Linked DNA regions of Homo sapiens: region 2 is linked to region 1. A link is a loop called in an ENCODE intact Hi-C map of the cell type or tissue named here. Cell type or tissue: heart right ventricle. All regions are shown on one strand. Each heading gives the region's core, and the rest is flanking DNA. Links, peaks and the distances in the headings are about the cores only. Region 1 overlaps AKAP6 (A-kinase anchoring protein 6). Region 2 overlaps AKAP6 (A-kinase anchoring protein 6).

Evidence for each region. Peaks named below come from ENCODE experiments on the same cell type or tissue, not always from the same donor. Only the 100,000 strongest peaks of a DNase experiment are listed, where the experiment ranks them.
Region 2: it touches region 1 in a loop (3-fold over the local background); 20 of 110 quality-filtered maps call a loop at or near these places.

The regions. Positions count from the first base shown.
Region 1 is chr14:32,819,822-32,836,843 of GRCh38, reverse strand. It overlaps AKAP6 (A-kinase anchoring protein 6), which reads right to left. Exons shown (of 14, transcript NM_004274.5): 13 at 12,029-15,442; 14 at 1-6,996. The coding sequence ends at 12,071. Among named protein-coding and RNA genes, the nearest start is that of NPAS3, 110 kb to the left of the region's middle. In heart right ventricle, for the core only: a CTCF peak has its summit at 9,904; no DNase peak of the experiment used is centred there; H3K27ac peaks cover 902 bases.
Region 2 is chr14:32,702,095-32,719,116 of GRCh38, reverse strand. All of the region lies in intron 9 of AKAP6 (A-kinase anchoring protein 6), which reads right to left. Among named protein-coding and RNA genes, the nearest start is that of NPAS3, 230 kb to the left of the region's middle. In heart right ventricle, for the core only: a CTCF peak has its summit at 7,849; a DNase peak (open chromatin) is centred at 9,836; H3K27ac peaks cover 2,983 bases.

The DNA.
Region 1 (17,022 bases), core at 4,967-12,966:
GGATTACCTGGGGCAGCACATAAATGCACGATGGGGTTGATTCTCTTGTTCTTTGGGAGCCATCTCCCAGGTTTGGGAGCACCTCATTTCAAGCAAGAGAGTGCAAGCCTCAATAGCAGTGGCTCTTAAATATGGTGTCACAAGGGGTTTGTAACCCATAATAGAGTACCAAAATTTTGGAATACTTTTTTGAGTATGAATTAGATTGGCTTCAAAGTTACCCTTAAAGTAACGTCACTCCAATCTGCTGCCTTAAGATACTCTGCTTGAGTAGGAGAGAATGGGGCAGAGTATTCACTGGAAATTGTTTACTAATGTTTGGCAAAAGCCTGGAAGTGTCTATCACCTCAATATTTGTGTACCCCCAAAATTGGTATGTTGAAACCTAATCCCCAATGTGATCGTATTAAGAGATGGAGCCTTTGGGAGGTGATTAAGTTGTGAAGTCTTCATGAATGGAATTAGTGCTTTCGTAAAAGGGGCCCAAGGGAGCTTGTTCACTGCCCCTTCCACCAGATGAGGATGCAGTAAGGTGCATCAATGAAACAGAAAGTGAGCCCTCCTCAGACACTGAATCTGCTAGCATCTTGATCTTGAACTTCCCAGTCTCCAGAACTTTGAGCAGTAAATTCTGTTGTTTATAAACAACACAGTCCAAGCAGTCTGGGCAGACTAAGACAGTCTTACACGTATGAACACATTCCAACTCCTGTGTGTTGCAATGGAAAAGAGACAAAAGAGTTGCTTTATGCAGGCAATGATTTACTTCAAAATGCAAGGACAAATAAGCTCTGCGTAATTTCTGCTTTGGTGAGAACCCATTAATCAAGGGCCAGAATGGTCTTACGGCATTGGCCAAAATGCCTTTGCCAAAGAAACCATACTATTGTGGGCCTGACCTGCCCATGTCATCCTATTATTTTACTCTGGAAATGCAAATATGTGGCAACTCTCAAACTAAAGGGCCATTGTTATATAGAAGGTATGTGGCTGCTTTTAAAAAAGAAGTGGCTATACGGTTTCCTTGAACGTTCCCTTCCCAGAAGTGTGGCAGTGCTATCAAAGGTGAATTTAAGAAAGAAAAGAAGGACTATTCTTTTTGAACATCTTCTTTTTAATTAGAGTGTCCACCTATGGCCACACCAGGGTTTGTGGTGAATACTTAATTCCTTGGTAAATTCAGCAGTTGGGAACTGAAGGTGTACTATATACAATATTTTGATCATGGTTTTGCCTTTGAGTTGAAAAATGAATTTGAAAAAAACTGACTGTGAAATGGCCTGAATTTAATTCCTCGGATTGCTTTAGAAAAACATTTAAAGAAAGGATTCCAGTTTACTGGTGCATGGAAGTGAGTTTGTGTCAATTTTTCTGATGGTTTTGATTGAACTAATTATTTAGTCTGTAATTGACTAACCCTCTAAATCAATCAAAGCCAGGCAGTAATAGTGAACTAAATTTAAATCCTTAAACAAACTGTGGATGTGAAACAATCTTTAAGTGCACTTTATTTTTTAAGGTAATATGAAACAAGTTGAGAATGCAATAAAATCTAGGAAGTAAAAAGAAAAAAAAAACACAACTATTGCCGGTGTTTATGTCTTACACTGAATTTGCAAATGGAAATCTATCCTAAGAAAATGTGTCGGAATTTAGAATATCATAGACCAGGGATCAGAAAACTTTCTGTAATGATCCAGATAGTAAATGTTTTAGGTTTTGCAGGCCATATGGCTTTTGTTGCAAGTACGTAACTTTGTATAGTGTCAAAGCATCCGTAGACTATGGAAACAAATGTGCGTGGATGTGTTCTAATAAAACTTTATACATGGACACCAAAATTTAAATTTCATATGATTTTCACATGTCATGAAGTATTCTTTTGTTTAACTACTAAAAAATGTAAAAATTGTTTGAAGCTCGTCAATTGTTCAAATGGGTCAAACCAGAACAGGCAACGAGCTGAATTTGGCCCACGTGCCACAGTTTGCTGACCCTTGCCTTAGATGGATGAAGCATGGGCTGAAAGAGTAAGCTGTGAACTTTAAAACATATCAGGAATGTCAGTTATTCAATCAATCTTCATTAAAGAGTGGCTGTGAATGCAAAGTCACCTATGTATTTACTTGACAAAAAAAAGTTTACCCTGAGTTTAACAATGAGAAAACAACTAGACCCATCAAGATTGTGGATCATTCTGCAAAACTGGCCTGGACTTTTCAGAACTGTCGATGTTATAAAAGCCCAAAGAAAAATAGAGTAAAAGCACAGGGAAACTATGCAAGATTTAAAAAAAAAAAAAAAAAAAAAGACTTGGAAACTAAAAGCAGTGTGTGATCTTTGTTTGAATACTGTATTAAAACAAAAACAACTATAAGAGGACATAATTTGGGTAGTTAGAGAAACTTGAATATAAACTATCAGGTATTATTGTATTAATATTACATTTTTTTTTTTGAGACAAAATTTCACTCTTCTTGCCCAGGCTGGAGTGCAGTGGTGCAATCTCGGCTCACTGCAACCTCTGCCTCCTGGCTTCAAGCAATTCTCCTGCCTCAGCCTCCCAAGTAGCTGGGATTACAGCTACCACGCCTGGCTAATTTTTGTATTTTTAGTAGAGACGGGGTTTCACCATGTTGGCCAGGCTGATCTCGAACTCCTGACCTTAGGTGATCCACACGCCTTGGCCTCCCAAAGTGCTGGGATTACAGGCGTGAGCCACCATGACCAGCCAATGTTACATTTCTTGAGTATGAAGATGGTATTGTAGACTTGCAGAAGAATACCCATGTTCTCAGCTAACACATGCTGAAGTATTTGCAGATGAAGTATCATACTCTACAATTTAATTTCAAATGATTTAATCATACAAAAAAGTGTGTGTGTATACAGAGATGAAGTAAATATGGTGAAATATTAACAATAAATGAACCTGAGGGATGAGTACCAAGTATCTTTGTTCTACTCTCAACTTTTACATAGGTCTGAATTTTTTCAAAATGAAAATTGAAAAAAGAATATGTAGAAAAAAATATAGCGGTAAATTTAGTTGGTTCGATTTATATTTAAAATATAAGAATTATATGACACTTGAAAAGTGAGTTTTTCTTTAAAATTCTAAAAAATTTCAACTTCTTTTGGAAGCTAAAGCAAATTGACTTGTAAGACAGACCTGGATCATTTCATTGATATTTTCATCTAGTTTGTTTCTAGGAATTATAGAATGGGTGAAACCTAGTCCGGATGAACCAAACACAACAAAGTCATCAAACTCAGGTTTCCAGAAGCCCTAAATTTAGGTTGTTCTGTGTTGTATAAGATGCATATTTATTCAGTGACCAGAAATCTAACAAATATTTTTCTTTCTGTAATTAAAACCACTTTACTTTTTCTGGTAGTCAGATCCAGATGATTTTTTGTATACCGTTTTGCTCACTAGATTTTCTTAAATGTAGAGAAACTTCATCAGAAACTAAATGAGGTCATCATTTAATTGAGACAAAAGTCATAATCACTCTATTCAAGGACACAAAAGGCACTTTCAGAAGAAAAGCTGTAAACCTTTGGAGACAGATACCATGTGTTAGTTGCCTTTATATACCTAATGCCAAATATAGTGCCTCACATAGGTAGCCATTTAATAAATGTTTGCTGAATGGCTGAATAAATGAATAAATAAGCGGAGGGAGTGCCCTACTTGGAAACAGGTTAGGTTTGTATTCGATGTAAGGAGAAGATTCCAGATGACTTAGGCACTGGACTGGGCCACTGAAGGAAGTCATGGATTCTTATTTATTTATTGTTTGAAATTTACAATAATAGAATAAACATATCTTGAATATATTTCTAGAGAAAACTTCGCACTTAAATGTTCAGATTCTTTTCTACATGTATGATGATGAAGACAGTTCCTTAATGTGAAGAATTCTGTCTGTTAACATTCAGTCAGGTTGGAATGGATCTGAAAACCATGACATATGAAGGGCAGTTGAGGAAACAGTGGTTGGGAGATGATGAGTAACTGGCCTTGATTATCTTCAGGGTTGCCATGAGAAAGAGGGAGTAAAGATAATCTGGGCTGCTCCATAAGACAGAACAGGGTAGCGGGGTACTAGGCAGATTTTAGCAACCTAAGAAAGAACTTTCTAACAAAGAGATATGCCCAACAGTGGAACAGTTTGCCTTAACAGACAATGAGCCACTATCACTGGAAGTGTGTAGGCAGAGTTGGTGTGATCATTTTCTAAGGGTAATTGGGGAGGTAGTGCCTACATGGGGTGGGAGATTGAGGCTATTTTTCTTCTTCCAACCTGAAAAGGCATTGTTCAACAAACCTGAAAGTCATTCTACAAATTTAGTGTTAATACTAAGCAGATAATTAACAAATACTTTCAATACTGCACGGTCTTCCATGAGCATGTAACAAGTAGGTAGAACATCATTGTCAGTTTGTTCTTTGAATGTTTTACCAGTCGATGTAGACTTGACATTAGTTACTACCCAAAGAAAATTTAGGTTGTGTCAGTATGTAAAATAATACCATATCCCAACAGAGGTCTAGAATGCCCTTAGAAATTTCAAAGACTCTAGGATTTGTTCTTTCACTACATCCTGGGCCACTATACTTGTGTACTCTGTTATTGCAAACTTAGCTTATTTTCTCCAGCTGCCCCCTAACTAGACAATTATCTCTAATCTCTTTCCCCCATAATCCTCTTGAACACTGCAACTAGATGTCTGGCTAAAACCGCTTTTGAACAAATTACTACCTATTAAGAAGCCTAGAATAATTTATCCATTTAGAAATACATATGGAAAAGATCAGAAGGGGCATAAAAATACAAATAGTTATTAAAGTGGTAGAATTACAGATAAGCATCGTCTAAATGATCTTGGCGTGGCACTAATGATAAATAAAATCAGGTGCAAAACAGCCTGTACAAAGTGTCCTTATTACCTAGCATTTTACATACAGAAGCTCCAAGTTAACTTTTTAAAAGACCTTCCATTAAGTCCTCCCAATTTACTTTTTCTTCTATTACCCCTGCAATGAAGTTTCATGAATATTCCACTAACTTTCCACTCTCTGCAAGCCCTTTTTCTTCCTCCTTGTACCCACTGCTGCTTCTCTCATTGCGCTTCTATCACTACATTTGCTCTGTTCCTCAGCTCTGCAACAAATACTTCATGTCATTTGCGTGTTCACTTGTTCCTAATGCAGGACAGCCTTCTGAGGGCAGGGCTTTGTCTGTTTGTTCAACATTGCATCTTCTGGATCTAGAATAGTGCCTTGCAGATAAAAAGTGTTTCTGAACTATCTGTTGAATGATTGTCATTCCTGTGACTGCATGAACCCACAACATTCTTTACCTTTTAGAAATTTGATATATATTATCTATTGTGACTTTATATTGCATTGTACCTCTTTCTAGTTGTGTCCATGTTTTAGTGTCAAAATAAAGGGATAGATGTCACCATGTCACCTAATTTAATCCTTTAATTCAGTAAATTTTTATTGAATACCTACTGTGTCAGGCACTTAAGTAGGTGTTACGATATAAATTTAAAACTGCATTTAACAGGAGTCAGTAAAGGCCAGATGAAATATTTCTTTGTCAATTTCTTTTACACATATAAATATACCTGAAATCTATAAATAATAGTCAAATTTTCTGTACTTTTCTACTAGCTTTCTATCAAACTCATTCAAAATAAATATTTAAAATAAATTAAGACATACAAGGTACCTGAAATCCAACATTAAATCATTAATGATAAGTGGAAATAAAAAATCTAGTATAAATGTTTATTGGTTTAGGGGAACTGACATTTAATCATTTGCTGTTCCAAGATCTTTATAGTGACCAGAAAGATTTTGAAAACTGAAGGCTTTACGTCTAGTCTCTAGTTTAGGTAATGTTAAGCCTCTTAAGCAATATGAATATGTTTGGAAGCTGCTACATGCTATACTTTTTCAGAACCAGATGCAACAATTTGGTAAAGAACATAGTAGAAGAGATCACTAATTTTCCTTTTCCCCCAATAATCTGTGTTTATTATGCCAATTTTAATTACCATGCAATCTAATGGATTTAAGGCTTATATTTTCCACATCACTAGACATCACAAACATGAAAGCATTTTATACTGTCATTATACATCAATGTTTGTACTTGGTTATACATATATACAGAAATTATTCACACATCTTAACCTTGCTATTTCCTCCTTTCAAACCAACATAATTTTACCGTGAAAGCAGCTTTTTAATAAATGGTATAAGAAATACAGCAAGGCACACTTTTTTAAAAAACTTTTTTCTCATTACCACCTCAAGAAGCATAAAAAATGAAAATGTTGTACATAATTCAATAGTAGAATGTCACCAGTTTATAATATACAACACCATATGGTTGTTTCTTGAAATGCTGCATAGATTATTTTTTAAATGAAATAAATAAAATGGCGCTTTTAATAGTTGCTTAATTTTGAAAGAAGGACCAGTGTTTCTTCTCTATGCTGCAACCAATTCAAATGTTGGCTTTTTAGGTAAAACTCTTTCAATAAACACAGTCATTATACCGTTAAAAAAAAATCCAGATTGATACATGAAATTGGTCAAGTACTGGTGGGGGGGTCATTCTAGACAGGAGAATTTAATGGACTACCAGTTGGTGAACTGCAGAACTTTAAAGAGTGGAAGGGAAGGGAGGAGGCAAAGAGAAAAGTCTAGCTGGAGAGAGAGGGTTGGTAGAGGTAGCTTGGGACAGGAATCCATGGGAGAACAAGCAGCTTTGCTGAACTTCAAAGACGATCACCTAAAGAGAACCAGCGCACACATTCAGATCACAAGGCTTGTGTGGAGAAAACACATTTGGAAGGAAGATTCATCTTGGGAGAAGTCAATGTAATAAACGGCAGTGACAAACGTGATGGAACCAGAGGCCAGCCCAGGGCGGGAGGATGAGGCCACCCCTGAGTTGCAGCCAGGCGTATCTACAAGAAACAAAAAAGTGACAAGAAAAGGTTTCAGAAATGTATTTTTCATTAGCAAAACCAAGCCCTTTGAGGAACCATTGAAGGCTGCAATTGTGGGACTACTTGCTAATGTTCTGAAATATAAAGATACATAAAATATAAATAATTTTAATAGCCCAAGCTTCACATTACTGACAAAAAAAGTCTCAGCGTAGATGTGAAAAATACATTGATTTTTTTTTTTTTTTAAAAAGACGTGGTTTCAAAGAAAACAAGAAAAATCATCAAGTTTGACCTTTTCTCTGGATGTCATCCACTCTTTTGCCTGTGCACTCAGTTTGGAACATCAAAATAGCTTCAAACCAATATGAAAATGTGAGGCCACTGATGCCAAGTGATGCGGCAAAATATTTACAATGTACAATGATTCCACAGACTGGGAGCTGATAGGCTCTCAGGCTTAACCCTTCCTGCAGTGATTTTATGCATGATATCGAACAATTCCACTATTGTATAGTGGTGAAATATTCACAACATTGTGATTATCCTAAGTGTTTCAGCCTATAAAAAGATACAACTGGGGCTTCTAGCTCAAATAGTAATGCATTTCATTTAAGGTACATACAGCATTGTGGAAACGAGATGGATTCAATTATATTTGTACATCTCATGGCTATGATATAAATTTCTTCCAAACTTGATCCATTCTGCCTGTTTCTAAATGGCTAAAAGCAACTGGTCAAATGTGAGGAACACCTAAATACCAAGTTTAGGCAATGCAGGATGCAACTATTGTAAGTCCCCCTGACCAGCTCTCAAAGAAAGCAGGCTTTTGCTTGTCTGGGCTTAAACTGAGTTCTGATTTCTCATATCAGGTTGTTTTACTGTCCTTCAAGAACGAATATGCTCTTTGTCTTGCTCTCTGTTTTTCTACAATCTTTCAACTTAAGAGCCAGAAAAACCTTAACAAAAAGTGGTTTGGCTGGAGCCATGGGGAGTTGGAGAAAGAAGAAAAATTAGATAAAGAACTGGGGGAGACAGACAGAAACAGATGGGATGAAATTTGGTATAGTAAAATAATGCAGTAACACAAGAAAGCCCAGTGCATTGTTCAAATGCTGAGGACATGACTCATTTGAAATCTGGCCACAGAATAGGGATTCCCTAGGTGAGGCAAATCTGGTCTTACTAAATGCTGGCATTTAAATTCTCTCTAGGTAATCAATTCTTTCAACTTGGCCCACTTGGAAATGGGCAGGCCAATTGGCTGAGGCACAGATCTGGGGTGTGAGAGTGTGTGTGTGTGTGTGTGTGTGTGTGTGTGTGTGTGTGTGTGAGAGAGAGAGAGAGAGAGAGAGATAGATGATAGGTGATGCCCAGTAACATCCTTGTCATTTAGCATAGCAGGGCTAGTTATTCAGAAGTGCCAGATAATTTAAAGACACTTCACATCCAGCAAAACATTGGTTTATTAAAGTGATTTTAAAGGTAAGTTTGATAAGATTATACCTGTATTGTCTAGTGCAAAATTCATACACAATCACCAAAGGTAGTTTCTTAAACCTAGTTGACCAGCTTTGGAAAATATTAAGCACCTAATGTCAATCCAATTAACAGAATGGGAATTGTGCTGTGTGCATGAGAAATGTTTGCTCTTACAGCTTTCTCAGTTTGTAAAATCTGAGCAGCAGCATTTAAAACTCTTTATGTGCGTACTTGAGCATGCACAAATACAAGTAATTGCCTAAAATCTAAAATCTACTGGCCACCAACTATCACATTTACAGACCAATAAAGTAGAAAAGGCAATAAAGCTAAAAAGTTCTAAAGGAAATATATGCACTGTAAGTAAATACAGCTCCTCAACCCACCCCCCAAAACACCACACTCATACACATACACATAGTAAAACAAAACCCCAAATCACTAGAGCAGACCAAAAGGAAAAGAAAAAGCACACACTGGCCGCATATGATGAGTTAAATTTTTATACCACGGGATTTATCCAGCCTGAAGTTTAGGGTTAAACCATTCATCAAAGATCAGAGGCTTATGATGAGGATTATGAAGAAATAACTGTCAGAATACAGCAAAAAGATTAGCGCAAAGTACATCTCTGAGGCAGGTCCTAGGAGGCACTCCAGACATACATTATGTGCTTCCTCCAAATTAGGCAGAAAGATCTGGATCTATCCAGTTACCTTTCCTTTGATGTGATTTGCTGTAACTGACCCCTCTATTTTTATAGAAACATGACACAAAAATGAAAATAGTGAAAAGCACAGCAGTATGCCTGGAAATCAGTGCAAATGCATACTGTTAGATCATGTTAAAACTTCTCAAGCAGTTTCAGTGGGTTTTTAATTAGAACACAGTAAATAAAAAACATTTGAAAATCTGGAAAACATTTTTGTTACTGTTGCAGACTCTATCTGCTATTCTAAGTTATATCTCTTCTGGGTGGCATTATAATCATTTCATCATCTGAAAACTTAGTTCTGGAAAAAAAAAAAAACCAAGCAAATGGAATTTGGTGAATTTTACTGTCCTGATAAAAAGAGCATCACCACTGATGGTTTTCAAATGTCTTTAAAAAGCACAGCTTTTTCTTTTTCTTTTTCTGAACTTGTAGTAAGAACAATGACAACAATTAAGCTCTTGTAGACATGAAACCTCATATTTATCAAACAATTTTTACTATGTATTCTTGACATTAAATACTGAAGGCATGTCAACATTTTGAGATTAAATAATTTGTCCTGGTTGATAGTATTTTAACAATATGTGACTATTTATACCCAGTTATCCAATGCTAACGTCTGGTAAAAATTTCAGGCATCCAGATGTTTTGTCCACATGATACTGAAAAAAATCCTGAATAGGACCAGTAAATATGGCTATTTAAATGGCTCTAGGCCTATAACAAGTCACTTGGGGGCGATGTGAGTTCTGCAGAAGTAAAATCTGGCTGTTTCTCCCTTTGCCCGAGATAAGGCCAGGCATCACCGGGGCTTAACAAAAAATACTGCTGACTGGCAGACGGGCTGGCTGCTAGTTTGACATTGTCCCTGCTTGTAAAATGTGAGGGTTACACAGATCCACCAGCACATTCACTTCCTCCAAGTCTAAAGATGGAGCTGCTCATCATTTACATTTCATTTCAATTCTACGTCTATGTAAGAGAGAGAAGAAATTCCCAGAGGATCAAAAAAGGGAGAGTGCTTCGCAAAGGCTTCTCCAGTGCCAGAGCTTCTGGAGCTCCAGATCTCAGCATGACTGGTGACTTGAGGGTCACAGTCACATGATGTCATGCTCAGAGTGGTGTTGCTTTCAAGCCTTTATCCCCTTTCAGAAAACAAAATCAGCCAGGCTCTACCAGCCCTTCTGCGGAGGTTGGCAGAGCCAGCAGTACAATCGGTTCTAATAGGACTTGTTTTGAAGCAGCTTATGGAATTGCAGTTACTCTCCCTTAATGGTCAGTTTTACTGCATACTGATGGAGAATGTGATTATAGGGTGGACATGTTTCACAGAAAATACATTTCTCTCTCTCCTACTTTTGTTCTCACTTGCAGCCAATTGTAAATAGAGTCTGAAACACAGAAAATTAGTTGAGCTATATTAGTAAGTGGGATGCCTTTCTTCAATTTTGCATACTGAGTTTATTTTTAGGGTATATATGGTATAGATGCCCCCCCTTAGTCCCCATTTCTAGCAGCTCTACACAGAATCACACATTTTAATAAGCTTAGGGCACAGGTGTTGCAGGAAAAAAAAATAATGATGTTTGCCATTCATCTTTCAAATTAAATAATGTGTTTTTAAATAGTAACTTTTTTCATAATACATTATGGGAACAACATTTATCTGTCACATTTTAAAAGATGTATTTGTAATAAATGTAAATTACTTTTAGAAAATCAGTAATTAGGCTCATCAAAAAATAAACAATCTGCCACAAAAAAGATAATCTTTAGCATAGTTAAGTATAATAACTGTTATTTGAATAAGTTAACAAATTAGGGTAGATTGCTTCTGTAATTCATTTCCTATAGCACGAGTTTAGGTGACGGCATTAAGCTTCTGGAGTGGGGGGTGGAGGTGGCATTAGGCATCTCATACTTGGGTGAAATATGACTCTCACATTTGAAAGCTCAAATTTTCTTTAAACTTGATTGAGAAAGCATATTCATCACTGGGGCTTAGAAATGGGAAATAACAGAATCTTTGTGTCACTTTTAGAGACATATCATCATCTTGGAATTATCGATCAATAGCTGTCTTATTAAATGTGAAGAGTGGAATGACTTTCTTAAAAAATTTGATGGAAATCAGCCTGTCACCTTCAGGCAAAATTCAAAAATTCTGTTTTTATCAAAACGCCATTAACTTGTCATGTATTCTCTCTGCATTTGCTTTCTGAGCCTGTTCTCAATCTGTATGTGGATAAATAAGAGCCTCTTCTTTAACATCAACTTTCCCCTCCTGTTTGAATCCTTAGACATGGCCGTGATTAGGAGTTGTGACAGCACAGTCTTCCACTGGGGAAGCAAATGTGACGATAGTTACATTAGACAGAAGCATAAAAGGAAGGGCCAAATCAGGAGATGTGGCCTTTAGCCTAATCATTGTTCATCTGCAGGCACTGAAGAGAACGGACAGCTCTCTGTGCAGGAAACTGAAGTGGAGAGCATTGTTACTATGCATGCATTTTGATCATGGAGTATAATTGCGATTTGGATAAGCTTTTTATTCTCCCTCAATGGAAGAATTTGAGGCCTTAAATTGTTCAACTACTTCCTCAAATTTTGTATTCTTGCCAGAATTATGTAATAAAGATAATGTCACTAAGAATGTCAATTTTCCCTGTTTTTTTTTTCTTTTGCTTCACAGTTACTTTCATTGTTGAGAGCATTTCTTCTACCTAAATGTCTTATTCAGATAACTGTCTGCCGTAACTGGTCATTCTGACTAGCCTTTTCTCCTGCCATGGTTTTGCTGACCTGAACTCAATATTTTAAATACATATACGGCATGAGGACTATACGTACCTTTCAGTGAGATGATTTTCATGCTTGGGGAGGGGGTACATTCTACCTATGCATATTTCTATGTCGTTTTTCATGAAGGTTTAGAAGATTTTCTTCACAGGTTAAAGTTTTGGGGCTGGGATGCAATGCGGCCTTGTCTGTTGGCTGATTTGCCTTCAAGGAGAGGTCTTGAACTTTAGATTTGGCTGAAGCAGCATTATGTTCTTCTGGCATTCCAGATTCACCTGGTTTTCCGGAACTTTCCTTTTCACTGTCAAGCTTTGAAGGAGTAAACTCTAAGTTTTCTGCACAGCCACTGGAAGTTTGGGGCAAACCATTCACTTCCTTTCCAACCTCAGCTCTTTCCTGAGAGGAAGGACTTGAAAGAGCCACTGTATCTGCATCATCAGCTGAAAGAGAACTATCACTGAACTCAGAAGAACATGCTGTTGCTTGTAGTGGCATTGCAGCTTCGCTGGGAACTGCAGATTCATTTGGAGGAGCACTAGAGAAACAAGGCTCCTCTCCATCAGAGTCACCCTCAACACAGGCCTCAAAAAAGCATTCAATATCTTCCTTGTCATCTAAGCCCGAGTCAGTGGTGTCTAGTGGCAATGGAGTGCTGCTTTTCTCTTCTATGTAATTGGTGACCTCCCCACAATCACTGTCATGAGATGAGAGAGATAAGTACGAATAAAAGTCCCCTTTTCTCAGCTGGATGGGCCGGTGAGAATGCTCCAACACTTTCTCCTTGATTTGAGTTAATGAAGTAGGAGCAGCCACCTCGTTTTCAGGTTGAGATTTACTTTTTAGGGCTGTCGAAGCCATGTCAATGATTTCCTTAACAAAGTTGTGTACTGAACAATCTTCGGCATCTTTTTGATGGAAAACATCTGGCTCACAGTTGCAACAGGAAATGTTGCTGATAGAAGCATTTTCCTCTGTTCCGTTTTGTTCAAGTGCTAGGCAACAACCAGCAGATTTTCCAGCCATACTCGGTGCATCATCAGATGATTTCAGTGCATCAGAGTCTTGTCTGTTGTTAAACCTGGTTTCTAAAGCCAGTTCTGAGAAAGACTTCTCAGTGGGAGTAGAGGCAGTGCTTTGATTTTCAAAATGGTGGTGATTTGGACATTTCTTTGGAAGATGTCTAACATCTTGGGAAACAAATTCCTTGCCAGCAGTATTTGAATCATCTAAACTATCCATAAGTGCTTTACACTTACAATGCTCACTCTCTGAAATCTCTTTCCCATGTGAACCAAGATTTTCTGATACCTTTGAAGTCACATTCGGTTTTCCCTTTTGCCTTTCTGGAATACCTTCAATATTGCCATTTTCCATGTCAGCCACATATGGATCTTTATTAACTTTGAAAATAGTTTTCTTATTTTCACGCTTTGTCCCTAACTCATGGGTATGAGATGAATTCTTACCATTTCCATTATTTTCAGAGACACGTTTTACAGAGCCATTTAGAAGGGTCTCAATATTCAGAGTATCAGAGGGATTGGTCATCTCACTGCTACTTATATCTTTACTGCCCTTCATCTCATCACTGACATTGCACCTTTTCTTATCTCTTGTCAAAGACAATTTTGGCCTAATCCAGGTCTGTAATTCATTCTTTATGTAGTCTAGCCCTGACATCAAGGTGCAGTCTTCATAAATTTCATCATCTGTTGCAATACTGGAGTCGTCATCCTCATCTTTGATGCACAGCTCTTCTTCAGTCAAGGTAAGGGTAGAGCTGGAGAGCAGGTCGCTGTCATCTTCATCATCAGTGCAAGCAGAGGTGCAAGAGACATTAACAATCATGCTGACATTGACATCGCTTTCATCAGCCACTGAACGAGTCAGACGCTTCCTGAACGATGCATTCGATTCCGGGATCTTGTTCTTGTGTAACACAATATCCTCTGAGCAAAGAGAGAGCTCGTCACTGCTGCTAAGTTCTGTTAGAGATGCCGCTGAGTCTTCATTGATAGAAGATGCTATGTCCAATGACATCTGGCCAGTAAAGGACATCTTTTGGGAACTGCTTTGAAGAGTGATATCAGAAACACTTCGTTTTATCTTTTGCTCTGAGGGGCTCTGGATATTCTCCAAACGATTCAGGAGATCTAATGTTCTTTTACTTAGTTCACCAACTGAGCCACTGCTCACGCTTATATCCCCAGAGCTGTGACAGCTAAAGAGATCTTCATTGCTTTTATAGGAAGTCAACCAACTTTCTAAAGAAGTGCTTCGCTGGAGGCTGTCACTGCCATTTTTAAAGATGCCCAATCCAAATAAATCACCCCCTGGAGAAAGGGACTCAATAGATGAACTATGAGATAAAAGGGAGAGCTGTTTGGCATTCTGCATGCCAGTGAATGTCTTTTCTATATTGCCACTTTTATATGAAATGCGATCCATTTCATGAGATGCACTTGCCAAAATCCTTTCATGGGGAGGTACATCTGGTTGTAACTCTGTAGTCTGATGTTTAGATTTGCATGATTTTTTATCAAAATAAAAACCACGAAGCAGGGGATCCTCCACATGCGCTTTTTCGCTTTGTGACTGTTTCATTATCATTGGTAATTTGAGTTTTGAGCCTTGGAGGTATGAGTAATCATAAAATGTAAACACATCATGTTTTCCTTGTAATTCTTCTCCCAAACAGTCAGGGGTATGTTTGGTAATACTGTTTAAATCTCCAACTTTTCCATTTACACAACCCACTGGTGAAATGGACGACTGAGAGCTATTTGGAAGCTTAATGCTTTCCCCCTCATCTGTAAATTTTTGCTTTAACACGTTAACTGCATCTCCCATTTGTGGGTCCAGATGTTCAGTTTCAAGGTTACTTGGGGACCCATCCACTGCATTGAGCAAGCACATTTCAGAGTTGGTAGTGGTTTCTGTGTCTCCTTCACTGACAATTCCACTCTCACTGCCTGAATTCTGGCTCATGTCTCCTCCATGACATGCGCAGGGCTTTACCAAATTGGAACCACCTAGAAGATCTGGCAAAGATTTGGTAGATGAAAATGAAGAGTCTTTACTGAGACTCTTAGTTAAAACATTAGGCTGTGTCATGCCAGTGACCTTTGGATTGTTTTTCAGAAATGGCATGTGGTTGTCCTCATAGAGTTCAACATTGTGGAGGCTGTACACCTGGTAAATGTGTGGACTAGAGGGGGCAGTAATATTTGAGGCATACTGAGATCCCCCATGGTTATCAGCCTCCTCGTCATAACCAGGGTCCTCATTACTTGTCTCTCCAAGCTTCAAGGAAGGGATAACAGGTTGGAGTTCTTGATCAAGGTCATTTGATTCCTCATTCAAACTAATTAACTTGTTACTTATGTCCATTTCATCCCATTCCAGGGCATCCTCACTCATCCCATTTAGGTCCATCAAGCCAGGATCAATCACATTCAAAGTCTCCTGTGTGAGAGAAAGAAAAAGAAAAGGAGAAGAATTAGGGAACACAAGCATGAAAATTTTATCCATTGAAAATCTCTCAGAAGACTCAGGAAAGAAAACTGCCCCAAGCATGGACTTGAAAGACGGCCTAATTATCAACTCTATTCCTCTCTGAAATAACACCCAGAAATTACTGAAAGAGGCTTTTCTATCAATAGTAATTTGTTACTGAAGGCAATAACATAGACTAAAATGTAAGATTATTATTGTCAAATTGTAATTTATGGAATTAGCCATTTCCTATTGATTCATCTACATTTTGAATCTTGGATAGAGTGAAAACTATCAGGTGAATGAAGGTAAAAATAGTACAGCCTATGACATCTCCTAAGGTGCATTCACACTGATACTATTTCAGTTCTGGAGTCCATAGTAGAATACTATCTGCAGCCACACATGGCAAACTCCTTCTTGCCTCTATTCCTGGGTTCTCCATTTTAAGCAGCTTTTGCCTGGGGACTTAAAATAGAGTTGTAGCCACCATGTAGAGCACTTCATGGGCCAGAGGCACATGACTGTGTACCCCCCCTTCCTCTGTGTTCCTATTCAGGGATCTGTCTTTTCAGACTGTGGCCCTGCTCCCAATCAGACATAAGACTAGCAACACTTGACTATTCTCCTTAGCTGTATCTTCCTAGACCCTGAATGCTCCAGGGCAATTTCTTAGTCAAAGTTCTCTCAGCCCCTTTCTTTCCAGTCTCTATCTGTGACAGAGACTTCACTTTGGTCCTTGTTAACTTGGCTCACTACTTACTGTTAGTCCTTCCCCCATTTCTGATAGACAGGAACCTCTCACTCCAGCCCACACCAGCCCCAGAATAATTATTTGAAGACTTTCCTGACCACCCCAGGATGAAGTAGCCCAGATTCCCTTATGCTGCTCTCTGCCTGCCCACTTGGGACCCTTGATGTTTCCTTGGACTTCTTGGCTCTGCCTCTGTTTAGATAGAGCTTGACATATTTTGGGACACAGTAGCTGGCTAGGCTCCTGGACTCTGTTCAAATTCCTTCACTGTCCTTACTTGCTCTCCAGCTGTCTGAATTCATGCTAGAGCCAAGAAAGATTATATATATATATACATAGTGCAGAACTTGATGGGCTCACCTACAGACAGAAACACAAACAGAACTTCTAAGTTCAGCTTATGCTTATGCAGCGTAGCCAAGCAGATGAGTATGGCACTAGAACTTGCAGACTGGTTGAAGGGCTGACTTTGCTGCTTACCATATGCATGACCTTGGACAAGCTGCTTAATAACCTTTCTGAGCAACAGTCTCATTGCCTGTAAAATGGGGATAGCACTGTCAATTTTTCAAGATCATTCTGAGTATTAAACAAGCTAGTGCTTGCGAAGTGCTGAGAAGGCAGACAGTATTAGGTGGCCATACATATATATATATATGTATTTCTTTTTTTGACACAGTCTTGCTCTGTCGCTCAGGCTGGAGTGCAGTAGTGTAATCACAGCTCACTGCAGTCTCAACCTCCCAGGCTCAAACAATCCTTCCGCCTTAGCCTCCCAAGTATCTGGGACTACAGG
Region 2 (17,022 bases), core at 5,605-13,604, 120 kb after region 1:
AACAGATCCATAATGCTATGGAGTTTTTCTTGGTGACTGCTCAAATCCCTGTATAGTGAAAATATCTGATTTCTTATGCTACTTTTTAAGAATATCTCTGGTGCCTTCACTTCAGATGAGGATAAGTATGGTTTCAGAATTAGATTATAAGCTTCTACAAGGGACTGTAGGAGGTCAGAGACCACATGTCATTCACTCTTTACCCACTGTAATTCTTAGCATTATGGTTTAAATGTAGGAGGTTGTTGGAAAATATTTATTCATTTGAATTTCTCCCAAAAGAAAGTCCAGGCAGATATAGAGAGCTGTTGAAATATATGCCAGATACAGTGTTAGTACACAGAAATGAGTACAGTGTGATTGCTTTATCTTTGAGCTTCATTTTCTGTGAAAAACTTATTTGGTGAAACATCCAATACAGGAATATTATTCTCAATTTTCAGACAGAAACCATGAACAAAGTTAATTGTTTATCATGGCCATGAACGGTTAACACAAGAAAAGCTTCTGTGAAAACCTATCAAAGAAAAGAGGAAGGTGGCAGTAGTTCTTTGAATATTTTAAGGGCACCTTTTATGAGGCAGTGTTTTCTCATAGCAAGAACATTTGATCAGAATGCGAAAGGCTAAGTCTAATTTTTAGTTCCGATACCAGTATGCTACAGGCTTAAAAACCATTCTGTTCTACCCATCCCCTGACCCCTTGGGCCTTTTTGTTTCTTTTGGGTACCTACCCATATTTGTCAGAAAAATATTTTGACAAAATAAATTTTAGAGATTTTAGGCTTTAAGGCTTAAACGCTGCTGCTGCAGCCTCAGAAAGCTTGACTGTCATTTCAATGGATTGTTCTTTTTTTTGCTGTTCTCCTATGGCAAGCCCATGGGGAAAGTTAGTAATATTACTTCTGTCTTACAGATAAAAAATTGATACATAGAAGCTAAGTGACTTGCCCAAGGTCAGTAAGATTGTACTAAAATCCACAAATAGAATTTCAGGAGGAATTTCAGCTTAGCTTGGTAAGCCATACTACTGCTCTTGAAAATACATCTTTAGATCTCAGTCCAGAAGTCTGAAGAAATTGGTGGGCCCTAAGAGTATAATGTAAATAAAGTCAAGAATGCCATACAAAGTGACAATGGAGTGGCCAACACATACTTAAGAACCCTACTCTTGAACCTCTTTAGCCAGATTCATTTGGCGTAGGCTCATCCTCAAAAACCCAACAGATTTTTAATAGCCTGAGGTTGAGGCTAAAAGGGCAGATAGGAGAGTTCTCACTGATGGTCATGCCTGTCACTCAGAAGAATGACAGTTCACAGTTTAAAGAAGCTCTAGGGTACAAGTGGAAATTTGTTGGTATAAACTAAGACCATAGAGAACAAACCTTGGTTATAACTGCTTTTGAGCACTTTTTCAGCTATGTAAAGGAGTCTGCTATAAATATTCAAAGAAGTTTCTCTTACATCGAAGAGAAACAGAATGTGTGTGTGTGTGTGTGTGTGTGTGTGATAAGAGACAAGAGTGATAAAAGTAAAGAGGAGGAAGAAGTGAAAATTTGGAGAATGTAATGATGGAGATGCATAGATGCATGGAGAGAAAGTTAATAAGTAAATAGGGGAAGTTACAAAGGTTTCACCAGATAGGAAAAACAATTCCTAGTCTACAGGGAATAAATCCTAAAAACTACATAAAAATAAACAGCATTGCAGAAAAGGAAGCAAATTACAGCTGGAGAAAAGGTCTTAGTGAATGGCTTCCCTGAAATAAACAGATGACAGAATATGATGTTGATGACTTAAACATTTTGCATAAAGGCTGAAAAAAATTCATTAAGAGGATATTAGAACCAAAAGAAGCAGAAGTACAAGGATGTGGCCATTTAGCACAGCTTATAGCCACAACAAGGGATAACTTTTCAAGAAGATGTGAGTACCAAAACATGTGATTTTTGAGAATTTTCCCTAAGCACCTTCACTGGGCACCATCAATCCTGCAACTGTTACTTCTGCCTTTGTTCTCTTGGTGGCTTGCCACCTGATCCACCTGATCCACCTGCTCCAGGGAAGGTCATTTCATATTTCCATGGTCATCCCATCTGCAAAACAGGGACAAAGCTATCTTTGCCACTTGTCTAACACAGGTATTTTAAGAGGTAAATAGATCATACTTGTAAGAAATTTTAGATCCCGATATAAAATACACCATTAATAAGAAGTCTTTGATTTTAACACAGATGAGTTTTGTAATAAGATTTTTTGGTTTGCTACCGATGTGAAAGCAAGACTGCAAATTTCCCATGGTTTTTATTTTCTGTCTTAGAAATAATGTATTGTAACTATTGTTATTAGAGATTGGCCATATTAGAGAGTAAAAGAAATCACACATCAGGGTGAAGTCATTAGAAAGGTAAATACAGATAGATAGATAGATAGATAGATAGATAGATAGATAATGTATACCATATAATATATAATTAATATACATTATATAATGTAGATAATATATAATTATATATATTATGTATTTTCTAAAAGACAGGAATATATACATATTTAGAGAGAGTACATAGTATATAGTATATATGTAGTATATACTAAATACATAGTGTATACTATAGCATATACTAAATACATAGTGTATACTATAGTATATACTAAATGTAATTGTGGTTTTTGCCATTAAAAGCAATGGCAAAATCCCAATTACTTTTGCACCAGCCTAATAGGATATAGTACGTAATACATACAGTGCATATATATATACAGTGACAAAGTTTTACTATTTTTCTTGACTCTTAATGAAGGGAGGAGGGAGCTTGTTGATATTACCTATTAATACTACTTCTTAAAACCTATACATATGTAACCATTTAATCGCTCATGAGTGATTAAACATAAACATGGTGACAGAAACCATGCCAAACATTTTAATTTGTAAATCAATGAGATAAAAGGCTATTGATTAAGAAAATTAAAAAAATTAAATATATGCCTGGAATCAGACTGCCCATATTTAAACTTTGCTTGCATTGCTTACTAGCTGTGTGCTTCCCTGTGCCTTAGTTGCTCATTTGAGAATACTGTTAATACTTCATTAGGTTGCTGTGAGGATTGGATAAGCCAGTATCTGCAAAGATCCTAGAACAATTTCTGTTACATAGTAAAGACCATATACAAATGTTTGTTCAAAATTTTCTTAGCATGCAGAGTTGCATGCTAAGAAAATATGATCTCTGGCATAACTTTTCTCATCTCTTTTATGCCACTAATTCCTTATTTGTATATATAACTTCTCTTCACTATATGAAACATTGAATCTAGGAATTCACTAGAATTTTAAAAAAAAATCTTTCCTTTTATTGACTTTCACTGAACACATGGGATAAAAGCTATATGGTTTGTCACTGATTTTCCTCTTCTCCAGTTTGTCTTCCTGTTTTTGGTAAAATCCTAGGAACATGCCAAGCTATTTCCTAGATCTGAGGTTTTTTTCCCCCTAAAATGCATTATTTTGCAATGCATCTATCTCTATTCCAGTTATTTAAATTCTATCCAGTAAGGTTCAGTTCAAATATCATTTATTCCATGAGGACTTTCTAAGAAGACTAGCACTTATTTTTCATACCACATAAATTTGCTATCTTTGCTATTATTTCATGTTTTTTCGTTTTGCTTTTCTAAGTAGATTATAAATTACTTAAGGAAAAGGATAACCTCCCTTTATTTGGTTCTCCACAGCACACCATAGTATCCTAATGAATTCTTATTGTCTCATCCTCACAGTCACTAAAATGAGATAACATCATTCCTTATTCCTTTTAAGTAAAAGTAAAATAATTAGACCATTAATTCCTGATATATGTATTAGATGGACATATGTAATTTTCAAAATATATGTGATAAAATAAGAGAATTCAGGTGAAAAATGTCTTTGTGCTTAAACACACAGAAAGTGATGCAAACTTCATAAATTGTTAGTTGAATTTGACGCCAATTAGTACAGTTTGCAAGGTAGAAAAATTTGTAATCATTTTTTCCTCAAGCAAATATGAATCTGCCTTCGACCATATAGCTCTCCAGAGAAGCCTCCCCAGTAGGGAATTTGAAATTAGAGTGATTGCCTGTCACTAGGTCTCCCAGGGTGTAGACTTCGAATTCAAACGTGAGTCTGTTCTTTACCAAAATGCCTTAGGGACTATTCAGGTCCTTTCCTCATAGACAGCTAAATGTCTTTAGTCATATTTGCCATGACATCCAATGTGACAATTCAAATACTGTATAAACTACCAATGTGTGTACCACAATACAAGCAGAAGGTAAGAAAAGGTTGCTCATATATTATGAAATGACTTAGTTTCAATGGAAATGTAAGTGAATATATCTGTTCCATGCTGTGAAAAAAACTGAGGGGCATTTGGTAATTCTGCCTAAAGAAGAAGGTAGAAAAATTAAAATGTGTGGAAAATAAGACGTCAAAGAGAAAGCTGAATTTCCATTACAGGCAGCAAAAGACACTGCAGAGAATCCAATGGAAGTTATCTGCCACTGAAAAAAAGTAAAAGGAAAAGGAAAGTGTCTAAGAAGTTTCATAAAATATATATTTATGTTTTTATGGTCTGAAATGAACCAAAAGCAGTGTAGTATTTAGAAATTATACACTTTTTATGGTACTTTAAAAAAAATACAGGCATACTTGGTTTTATTATGCCTTACAGATACTACAATGTTTACAAATGGAAGGTTTGTGACAACCCTGTGTCAAGCAAGGCTATTGGCACAATTTTTCCATAGCATGTGCTCATTTTGTATCTCTGCGTTACATTTTAGTAATTTGGTCAATATTTCAAATTTTTCATTATTATTTTATCTGTTATGATGATCTGTGACCAGTGATCTTTGATGTTACTATTGTAATTGTTTTGAGGCACCACAAACCACACCCATATAAGACTGTGAACTTAATCCGTAAGTGCTGTGTATGTTCTCATTGCTCCACCCACCAGCAGTTCTCTCTGTTCCTCAGACCTTCCTATTCCTTGAGACACAACAATATTGAAATGCGGCCAAGTAATAATCCTACAATGGCCTCTAAGTACTCAAGTGAAAGAAAGAGTCACTCTAAATGAAAAGCTAGAAATAGCTAAGCTTTGTGAGCAATTCAGGTAAAAAGCTGAGATAGTCTGAAAACGAGGCCTCTTGTGCCAGTTAGCCAAGTTGTGAATGCAAAAGAAAAGTTCTTGAAGGAGATTAAAAGTGCTACTCCAGTGAGCACATAAATGAAAAGAAAGTAAAACAGCCTTATTGCTGATAGGGAAAAAGTTTTAGTGGTCTAGATAGAAGATCAAACCAGCCACAACATTCCCTCAAGCCAAACCTAATTCAGAGGAAGGCCCTAACTCATTTTAATTCTATGAAGGCTAAGAGAGGTGAGGAAGCTGCAGAAGAAATGTTGGACACTAACAGAGGTTGGTTCATGAGGTTTAAGGAAAGACACCATCTCCATAACATAAAAGTGCAAGGTGAAGCAGCAAGTGCTGATGGAGAAGCTGCAGCAAGTTCTCCAGAAGATCTAGCTAAGATCATTGATAAAGGTGGCCACACGAAATAACAGATTTTTCAGTGTAGACAAAACAGCCCTCTATTGGAAAAAAAAAAATGCCATCTAGGACTTTCATGGCTAGAGAGGAGAAGTCAATGCCTAGCTTCAAAGCTTCAAAGGAACGGCTGACCCTCTTGTGAGAGGCTAAAGCTGTTGATGACGTTGAGTTGAAGCCAGTGCTCATTTCCTATCCTGAAAATCCTAGGGCCCTTAAGAATTATGCTAACTCTACTCTGCCTGTGCTCTATCAGTGGAACAACAAAGCCTGGATGACAGTTTATCTGTTTACAGCACAGTTTACTATATATTTTAAGCCCATTGTGGGGACCTATGGCTCAGAATAAAAGATTCCTTTCAAAATATTACTGCTCGTTGACAATGCACTGGGTCACCCAAGAGCTCTGATGGAGATGTACAAGGAGATTACTACTGTTTTCATGCCTATTAACACAACATTCATTCTGTGGCCCATGGATCAAGGTGTAATCTTGACTTTCAAGTTGTCTTATTTAAGAAATACATTTTGTACGGCTATAGCTGCCATAGATAGTGATTCCTCTGATGGATCTGGACAAAGTCCATTGAAAACCTTCTGAAAAGGCTTCACCATTCTAGATGCCATTAACAACATTTGAAATTCATAGGAGGAGATCAAAATATCAACATTAACAGGAGTTTGGAAGAAGTTGATTCCAACCCTTATGGATGACTGAGGGGTTCAACACTTCAGTGGAGGAAGTAATAGCAGATGTGGTGGAAATAGCAAGAGAACTAGAATTGGAGGTAGAGCCTGAAGATGTGACAGAGTTGCTGCAATCGCAAGATAAAACTTGAACAAATGATGTGTTCCTTCTGAAGAATAAGCAAAGATAGTAGTTTCTTGAGATGGAATTTACTGCTGTTGAGAATGCTGTGAACACTGTTGAAATGACAGCAAAGGATTTAGAATATTACATAAGCTTAGTTGATAAAGCAGCGGCAGGGTTTGAGAGGATTAACTCCAATTTTGAAAGAAGTTCTACTGTGGGTAAAATGCTATCAAACGGCATTGTATGGTACAGAGAAATCCTTTGTGAAAGAGCCAATTAATGTGGCAAACTTCATTGCCTTATTTTAAGAAATTGCCGCAGCCACCCCAACTTTCAGCAACCACCACCCAGATTAGTCGGTAGCCATCAACACTGAGGCAAGACCTTCACCAGCAAAAAGATTATGACTTGCTGAAGGCTCAGATGATCTTTAGGATCTTTTTGCAATAAAATTTTTTTAAATTAAGTACATTTTTAGACATAATGCTATTGCACACTTAACAGCCTACAGTATAGTGTAAACGCAACTTTTATATGCACTGCGAAACCAAAAGATTCACGTGACTTGCTTTATTATGATATTTGCCTTATTATGGTGGTATGGACCTGAACTTGCAATATCTCTTAGGTATGCCTGTATTATATTTACCCATGAGTTTGTTCTTTTAGCCTGTGAAATTAAGTCTTAAAATTCTGATTTTGTCCAATTGCTTATAGGCAAAGTCAATTACTAATTGAAGTAATCTTTGATTTTTTTCACCAAAGAGAAAATACTGAAGTTGGAATGGACCTGAGAGACACTGAGTCCACCCCCCTCACTTTACAGATGAAGAAAATGAGGCCTGAGAGGATAAGAATAATTGCCCGAGGGGAATCTGGCCTCCTTCTCCAGGGCTTTATCACATGGCTTCTCAATCTTCCTTTGCTAACACTGGTCTTTAGTGAAGCTTAAAAATAAGATCAAAGAAAGCTCAAAGGGGGATCTATAGAATAAAATAACATAAACTGGGGCACTGAGATGAGGTCCATCCATTCCCTTCAAGGGAAATTAACATATAGAGATCTGAGCCTCTTTGGCCTTTGTCTTTTCCTGAGGAAGCTTCAAGATCAGTTAACTCTGTATACCTATGAGAGTGGGACTGAATCATGGCGAAGCTATTAGTGACAACCAAGCTTCTTTATTAAAAATCCATTTTGGTGTATGTGTGTGTGTATGCATTTAAAAGCATTAATTCATTTTATAAAAAGGTCCGTGTGAATCTATTTATGTTTCAAGGCCAAACATGAAGTGTAGGGTTCAATGAACAATTTCAGAGCAGTCAAGCCGCCAGAGAAGTGCCTGTGAGCACAGTGACAACCACAGTTGAAAGAAATGTATAGGATCCACTTTCTGATTTTCTTTGGTTACCAGAAGCACAACAGAGTATAGGAGGCCACCTGGTGGTGACATGAACCAATTAATCATTTAATGTTACACTGAAAAGCAAGCAAAACAGAGTTTGGGTTGTTACAAAAGGAAAATTAGAACCTGGGGCAAGAGGATCATAATCAACAGATATTACTGCAATATAGCAGATAGAAAATTGAATTGGGAAACCATTCAAGTCTGTACAATAATGGATATTCCTAAAGCGTTGCCATAATAGTTATTATTTATACCAGGGATTAGCGAACATTTTCTGTAAGGAGGCAGATAGTAAATAGTTTAGGCATGCTGGCCACATGGTCACTGTTCATGCTACTCAACTCTACCATTGCGTAAAAGCAGATATAGATATTTCATAAATGAATGTGCCTGGCAGTGTTCCAACAAAACTTTCTTTTAAAAATGAGTGGTAGGCTGCATGTGACCTGCAGGTCATAGTTGTCAGCCCCGATTCTGTTTTATCTTTTGAGCACATACTATTTACCAAGGACCAGGTGAAGCCCCTATATACATTACTTCATAGAATCCTAACAACAATCTTTCAAGGTAGGTGTTATTATCCCTACTTCCTACGTTTAACAACGGAAGCCTAAAATGTTTCAATGATCTGGAGGAAAAGGCACTAAGCCTCATTCATTAGAAACGCTTTGTGTAGCGCCATGGCTGTTTTTTTTCGTCTGTGATTGCGCACCCTTGTTCTCAACCTCCCTCCCATTTATCTTGCAGAGGCTGCTTTCGGTTTCCCTCAGTAGTGACTCTGCTCCTGTTTCTCCACCTCATGTTCCCTTGAAATGTTGTGTGTCTCTTAACATCTTTTTCTCCATCACTTCTTTTATGTTTAAAAACTTTATGTCAGTTTTCATAACAACAGATGTAAGCAAGCATGAAAAAGAGACAAAAGCAATGTATTAAAAATAGATAGCCACATATACAACAATAAGCCAAGGAAACTGTCATATTGTGTATGCTCCAAATGGAATGTGAGCCAAAAACACAATGCTCACTCCGACATAAATAATATATTACGCATCCACTGGGAGAAGAAGTAGCTCTGTCCCTAAATGGAAGAGGTTTTTTTTTTTTTTTGGGTCCATTTTTTATGTCATGTTCTTTTTCTTTTTAAATTTTTTTAAAGGCATATACTGTAAGTCATACCATCTCAGAAAAGCTACAGTCGTCTTCCAAACCATCCATGAACTATTTTATTAACTGTTAATAAGAGATAGTTGAAAAACCTGATGGAGAAATCCATGGAGCTTGTTAAAGCCTCTCAGATATATGGATTTACCAGCAGTCTTTCAATATTAGCATATTTTCTGCTACAAAAGAGGATGGAAGTGGTTTCAGTTAGATGGAGTGTAGACAAAACTGAAATAAATGACTTAAAAAAATTTTTTTCACCAACCAGTTTTGAGCACCAAAAAATTTTCTAACTTGAAACTGCAAAAGCTTGAGAAATGTGACTATACAGAAAACAGAAGAGCTAGTTACAGAGCATGGATTCTGGCTGATTTGACAATTAATACCACCAACAGAGAGGATTTACACTAGAAATAAGAAGACTTTCAGGAAAGGGAGAGTTAAACATTTTAATGGAAGGCTGTGGAATTCCCTCTGGAAAGATCTTTAATGGAGGACAAATTCTCTCCTATATGGAATGGATAAAAACAATCCTTGAAAGAGAAGGAATGAAATGAAGGTCTTTTCAAGGTACTTGCAGTCCTGGAACACCACTGAAATTCTCACTTTCCATGGAACTAAATAACTGTACAAAATCTCTTAGAGATCAACTTTGGAATATTCAGGAGAAGAATCATTAAGTAGGTGATTCAAATCAGAAAGTATTTACTGAGTGCCAAATATTACCTAGCACTGGGGAGATGTCCACCCCACCAGGGTATAGTTCTGAGCAGCAGTGTGGACAGCAGACGGGGAACACAATTATTCACTTCAGATTAAAAAAAAAAATCGTTGTGCTCCAATGCTCCAATCAGCTTTCTGGAACTATTTCCTGAACTTGGTGAGCTCAAAACTCCCACAAGAGCTGGCTGTCACATGAGATTTCTGGCATTACTCATGGTATCCCTGGATCTTTTTGTAAACAGAAAAGGCTTCTGACAGTGTTTCCATACTTTATTTCTTTTTCTAACCCAAACTTGGACGGATGGAGCCTAGTGAAACTATCATCAAAACTTGGATTATAAGATGCTAGCCAAATTTGAATTCTTTTGCGGTATTTCCAAGTTACAGAAAATATTTCAATTAGCTTAACCCTAGAGACTCATTTATACTTAAGTTAACATGAGGATTTTGGCTCCTGGTTTATAAGACATTACTTCACAGAATGGGTCTTTAGTACCACCAGGCAGATGAGAGTGAGGAAGAGGAGGGAAAAATCATACAGACAGGAATGTTTATCATGCATATTTTCAAACTGCAGCATGTCAGCTGAGGAAAGCTAAGGAGGAAGGACAAAGTTCAGTGGGAAAACAGTAAACCCAAAAGGATGTCAAGGTGGACACAAAGAGGGCCAAGAAGTGAAGTGATTACAAATCTGTCAGATGCTAATTTGAAATGATGCATCTTGTAACATTTTCTTAATTGTTTAAAATCATTAAAGTTCACAATTAATCACTAAGTAAAAAAAAATGACTAATGGCCATATATGATTATTTCTTAAAATTATGAATAGTATAATACTTTTTAAAAATGAAAATGTGGGAGAAAGTTTCAAAAGTGTTTCAGCCCTCTCCTGGTATTAGAGCAGTGACATTTAATTTTTAAATTTCCATATTCTGAATTAGCTAGCTACGGCTTTGGGAAGATAAGTCACTCTTTTACTCTCTCTCTTTCTCTCTCTTGCTCATTCTCTCTCTCTCTCTTTCTCTCACATGTGCACATGTCTCTCCCTCTCATCATAAACTTGGACTAAAGAGCCAGCCCAAGTCTAAGTCCCTTCTTGTTTTCCTCACTCCCTTACTGACGACATTTTCGGAAGCACACACTCATCTGAAGTCGTATCTAATTTTCTGCAATGAATATGTCAATAAACTCTCCTGCCAACTATGGTACAAGTACAAATTGTGCTTCTATACCTACCATTTCTAATTACTGTTGATATTCACCTACATCTATTGTCTGATTTTTAGGTTTCACATTTGCACAGCACATGTTACCTTCACATGTATAAATAATCATACCCGTATGTATCTAAATATTCAAGAATACACCAGAGAATACTATGGTTTGAGAGGCTGGAGACTAGCCATAGAATTATGGTGATTAGTTGTGGATTTCTGTACCATTTATGTCTCAGACATGGGTGTCTTTGTCCTTCCCTTCCTCTCTGCCTTATTCTTTCCCTACTACTTTCTCTTTCTCCCTGATATCAACCTGGCCAAGCCTGAGTACTCTTGGTATTAGGAACTGTCTTTACTGCACTTTGGTTTTGCCAGGAGAGAAATTTTTGTTTTATATATAAAAGAACATAAAGTTTTACATTCAATTATCACAGCATAAAAATAGACTGTTTTGTTGAAAAAGTAATGAATTGATAGCATAGTTCTGATTAATAGAGTTTAATTAACTATTGAATAAGCCTTGTTGAAAATATGTGTTTCAACATATATTTATTGAGTTTCTATTATGTGCCAGGCACTGTGCTTGGCACTGGAGATACATTAATAAATAATCAATAAATAACACGAATCCTCCACGTGGAGTGTGAAGTCTAACAAAAAATATAATCAATCATTCTCAAATTTGGCCTACTAAGTCCATATTTATGATCATTATTTTAAAATATGCATTTAACTAATAAACAAGTATTCACAGCTGAATAATCCCCAAGAAGAACTTTCACAGGGAGGCACTTTTGAGTACTAAAAGGGATAATACTGTTGTAATGAAGGTTGTAAAATCCAGTATGCCAAGATTTGTAACATGGAAATGTGCTCCAGACTGAAACTTGGCATATATGAAGGAATTTTGTACAGTTATTTATATATGCATGATTTAAATGTCTTGGGACTATAGCATATCTGATTCAAGGAATCTGGTTTCATTCAAATTCAATCTTGGTGAAAGATTTTTTTAAATTAAATAAGTTAATACTTTGTATACGTGTATATATGTATACACACATAAATGTATGTGAATAAACACATTTTATGTGTGTGTACTTCCTCCACAGACTTCCCAGTTTTTAAGGCTAAAATGAGATGACAAGGGGGATATTAAAATTCACACATTTTCTTTATGTAAATGTCTATAAGCATATGGAATCAACTACTTAGGAAAGCAGCTGAAATAGTAAGTTTAGATGAGTTTCAGTAGGGTATAGCTATCCTTCTGGAGAAAGGCTAGAGCTCTGTGGTTTGAGAAACTTTAGAAGTGAAATTGAAATCAACCCAAAGGCCATAAGAGCATTAGCCTGGTTGTTTCTTTCCTAGCTTGCATGTGTGTGTAGTGTGTTTGTGTGTTTTGTGTCTTATGTAAATGAATCAAGGTTCAGCAGGAAGACCACTCCTTCCTTCTTTGCTTACCCCAGTGTGCCTCATTAGGGATAGAGTGTCACAGAAGTGCTTAGTTTAAGAATGTATGAGTTTCACAAAAGCCCACATTATTAAAAATATGCTTAGGAAGGCTCTTGTTTCTGAGAACTGAAACTGCTTCCTCAACAGGACTGCAAAATGGTTTTTCTGCAAATGATATTCCTATAGAGCATCTCTCCATGGGGACCCTCCTTTAGTAACTTCCTTTGGCATAACGGGATCCAGGAGGTTGAATCATCTGAGGGCAATGCTGCCTTTAGTGCATCTCCCAAAAAGCATAAATGTTTTCATCCTTAGCTTTCCTGAATCTAACAAAATGCAGGAGGCCCCAGTGAGGCTCAGCATGGCAATACTTGCCCAGGGTATTGAGGTGCTTAAGAACATTTGGGGGCTTTCACAGAACAGCCTGATGATTAGCTAAAGAGCCAACCCAAGTCTATCATCTTTTCTTTGCAGATATACCTTCTAACATTTCTTTCTTCTATCTTAGCACAAAAAGTTCATACAGAGGGAGGAAATAACGTTCTTGCAAGAATCTACCTGTTGTAGAGAAGATGATATGGGGCAACAATGAGCAGGCGAGCAAAAGACCATGAGCATTGGAGCCACCCAGATTGGGTTCAAATCCCAACTTACTTAGTTCTTGTGGTAGTTATTAGCACAGCTCCACAAATATTTCTAGCTTTCTGCATTTCAGGCACATGGTAGGGCTGCATTTCCCCCATCTACTTTGAAGTTGGTTGTGGCCATGCAATTAGTTCTGGCCAAAAAATTTTGAGTGGAACTGACATGTGTTTCTTCCAGGTAGAAGGCTTAATGGCCAGAGTGAGACCCGCTAGAGCTCCCTTTTCTCTCTACCATAGTAAGGGAATATTTAAGACGGTGGCTGTGCCATTAGCCTAAGTCTAAGAGTGAGGACAATGCCAAGCAGAGCCAATAGCCAACATGTGATGGACATGTAGTATGCATGAGAAATAAATCTTTGCAGCTTTAAGCCTCTGAGATTTGGGGCATATTTGTTATCTTGGCATACCCTAGCCTAGCCTGACTAAGGGACAAGTTCTGTGCCTTTTTAGGCTAGCTTCCTAACCTCTTTATGTTTTTGGCTCAGGGTCTATGAATTAAGGAAAATAATCAAGATCCCTGTGAGCATTAAATAAGATAATGTGAATGGGGCACTGACACAATCAAATTTATTAGTAAAATCTTACTATTTGATAAGTTTCTTTCTCCCTCTATCCTACACCCATCTCAATACCAGAAAAACACACTCACATATACATACACATAAACACACTTCTCTTTTTATCAAATGTTGAAGAAGATAACATCTGTTTTTGTTCCCTTTTCTGGATTTCTTCTCTCTACCCACTCTCTTCCCTTCCCAATGCCTTTCTATTTTAGCTAGATATTAAAATTGATATTTAATTCAATATCATTCTCCTGCGCCTTCCCCACAGAATATCTGCATTCAGTAGAGTGCATTCTTCTTTACCCCAAAGAAATGAATCTTAAGAATGGGATTAAAGGCAGTATGGTCAGTTGGTAATGCAGCTAGCTGGGTTGGAGAATTCCCTAATACTCCAAATTGATATCCCTAGGACAACCACAAATGTGCTTCTTTCCAAAGTTAGACAATGTTATGAGATACGGACATAAAGGAAGTTAATGAGTTTAATGTGAAAGCACTATGGGAAAACTTTTCCCTTGCGCCTTACCATCTATTCTGAACAGGTACCAGGACTTCTTTTGAAATAACTGAAACGTTACCTAGGTACCTTTTAGCCCCACATTCCTGCTTTAGGAATACATTCAAGAAGTTCTAATAAACTATAAAAACTAGAACGATGATAAAAGACAAATTATTTAGACCAAATAGCATATGTACCTTATACATTTCCTTGTGGTTATAATTATGATAACCAATGCCTTCCTGATGTAATTACATGGAACATTAAGCCTATCATTTATCTTTTTTATATTAATACCTCTTTGTCAATGATAATATTTGGTTTTCATCTTTAAATTTTGATACTCTTTTTTTAAACAAAATAAATAACCCCATTCATACCATAGCTGTCTGTAAAGTTTAATCATACATCATATAATTTTTTGCCAGCCTCAAACCAGATTAGCCCCAATATGAATATAACCACTAAAGATAAGTAATTTAAAAACAGGACATACTAAAAAGTAGGTGAGGGTCACTGCTATGAAGTCACTAACCTGAAACATATACATAGTTTTGAGTAGTTCAGGAGCCAAAGATGGCAGTGATCCAAAAACCTTTTCTTATCAGAAATTTAAATGTTCCTCTACTTTCTTTTCTAGAAACTAGAAAGAAATCTACAAATATCTGGGGCTAAAGCAAAAGCTATCAGCTTAACAAAAGAGGGAATACTACGCATTCCCATCTAATTAAGTAAAAGTCATTTTTCAAAAAATTAAAGGCTGAAATTTTTTGCAACTTAATCCAAAATTTTATTAGCAAACTCTAATTATTATCCTGATTGGAAGTAATAAAATCTCCCAAACAGGTCAACTAATTTAAGTGCTATCTGTAATCATTTGGATTTTAACATGATGGTTATTACTTATTACCCTGAAACCAAGCAGCACAATGAGATATTGATTACTTTTAACCTTTAGATCCAAGGATTCAAGAAAGGTCAGAGGAGGGGAATACTCTACCTCTCTTGGCTGGCAAACGGATAGCCTTCAGGAGAATTCAAATGATTCCCGTTGGCCAAGTACATCCAAGATTAGTTTATTCTCTAGGCTAACAAGAAATGATGATACTTTAAAAAATAACACTCAGCACATATTTAGTGAGCATTACATTTACATAACCAACGGCCTCAGATGTGCTTCACATCACAGCAAGTCTCAGACTGTTAACCCTTTACCAAGTTTTGTCTGTGGAAGCCTCTTTACTGAAATGAGATAGTAAATATAGGAGCATTTATTGGAATAAACTTATCTCATTGAACTCAGAGTTCTTAGTAGATTCCAAAAGGCTGAATACAATCATTGGCCACTGTTGGCCACTAGCATTTCTTTTGGTTTTCTTTTTCCGTGACAGCATTTAGAAATATTTTTCACATTTGTGCTGCTAAAAGCATGAGTTCTAGGTAGGGTCCAGCAGAATTACAGGCAAGAGAAACATAACTGTTATGTGTTAGATTAATTTGCAGAACACTTGGCATTATTATTGCCAAGTCGTCAAATTGTTCCAAGTTGTTCCGGAAGGTTGTTATTAATAGTATGTTTTCTGAGGAAAGTTCTGTCTACTTTTGGAACTGCATTTCTGTTGCCAAGGAAACTCCTTTAAGCACAGTTTTCTAGGAGCACACTGCTGCTTTTGTTTGCCAGTGTCCTATTCATATCATCTAAGTAAGCGTTTTACGTGCTCCAGCCTTCAGTCCCAAATGTTGAAGTTTTAGCCCATTTAAGTTGCTTTTTCAAACATAGCTAATGCCTGCTATGATTTCCCTCTCTCCCTTTCTCTCCCCTCACTCTCCACTCTCCATCCAAGCCCCCCTCTCCCCGCCTTCTTCCCACTCTGCCTCCAACATGCCCAACTCTTACTATTCAAGTTTTATTTTTTTAAACAGTTGCATTAGGGCAGATAGTTTTCACAAGTTTTTGATAAATTAACTTCAATTTGAATAATAATTCCATAGGTTGTAGCATTAGTCCTTCAAGTGTTAATTATCTTTTCACTCTAAAATTAATGTACTCATTTCCTACTGACTCCTGTACCCCATTTATTGAAGTGCTGAGGAAAACATGTCATTGAGTCCTGAGCCAGCCCTGTTGTGATTAAGCGTGGTCACATGGCCCATCTCTGCCAAAAGGAGGGCCCTGAGAAAAGGTGACAAAGACAGTGATTTCCTGTCAGCAAAGAGTACGACAGGGCTGTCTAGAAGTGATGCAAATGAGGGGAACTTTCCCCACGGCTCGTTTGATCCACTCTAGGCCAGAGCCAGCCAGGCCAGGGAGAGAGGGAGCAGCACAATGCCTCAGAGGCCAGCCCAGAGAGCCAACGCACCTTCCGGACAGTAGCTCACCCGCTAGAGACAAAAACTGCTGGCGGGGCTTCCCTTCCTTGCCCCTCCACACACACAGCCAACTATTTCTTGGCATCCTATTCTCTTAACATCTTTTTTTTTTTCTTTTTAAAGAAGTGATTCAAATAGGAATTACAGGCTCCAGCATGAACAGTGTTTCAAACATTGTTGAGAAACCACATTCATCTACTTTTTCTTCCCCTAAACATTTTCAGGATAAGTTTTGCCCTCTCTCAAAAAAAGAAAAAAAAAAGGAAAAAAAATATATTCAAGTATTCATAGCAAACACTGATTCATCAAAGCTCAAATTAATATGACAGTTAATCTAAGGACTTTTCAAACTTTAATAAAAATGAAACAACAAATTCATTTCTAGATAAGCAGTGGAGACAGTCTAGATCTTTCCATTCTGATCACTTTTTAAATGACTAGATAATGTTATTTGAAATATTATAATGAATTTAAGCATATTCTTCTTATCTTAATGGAGTTTTAATCTAACATACTATTAAGCTATACAATTAATCTACCAGGAAAAGAGGTAAAAAATTACCATTAAATTCTTG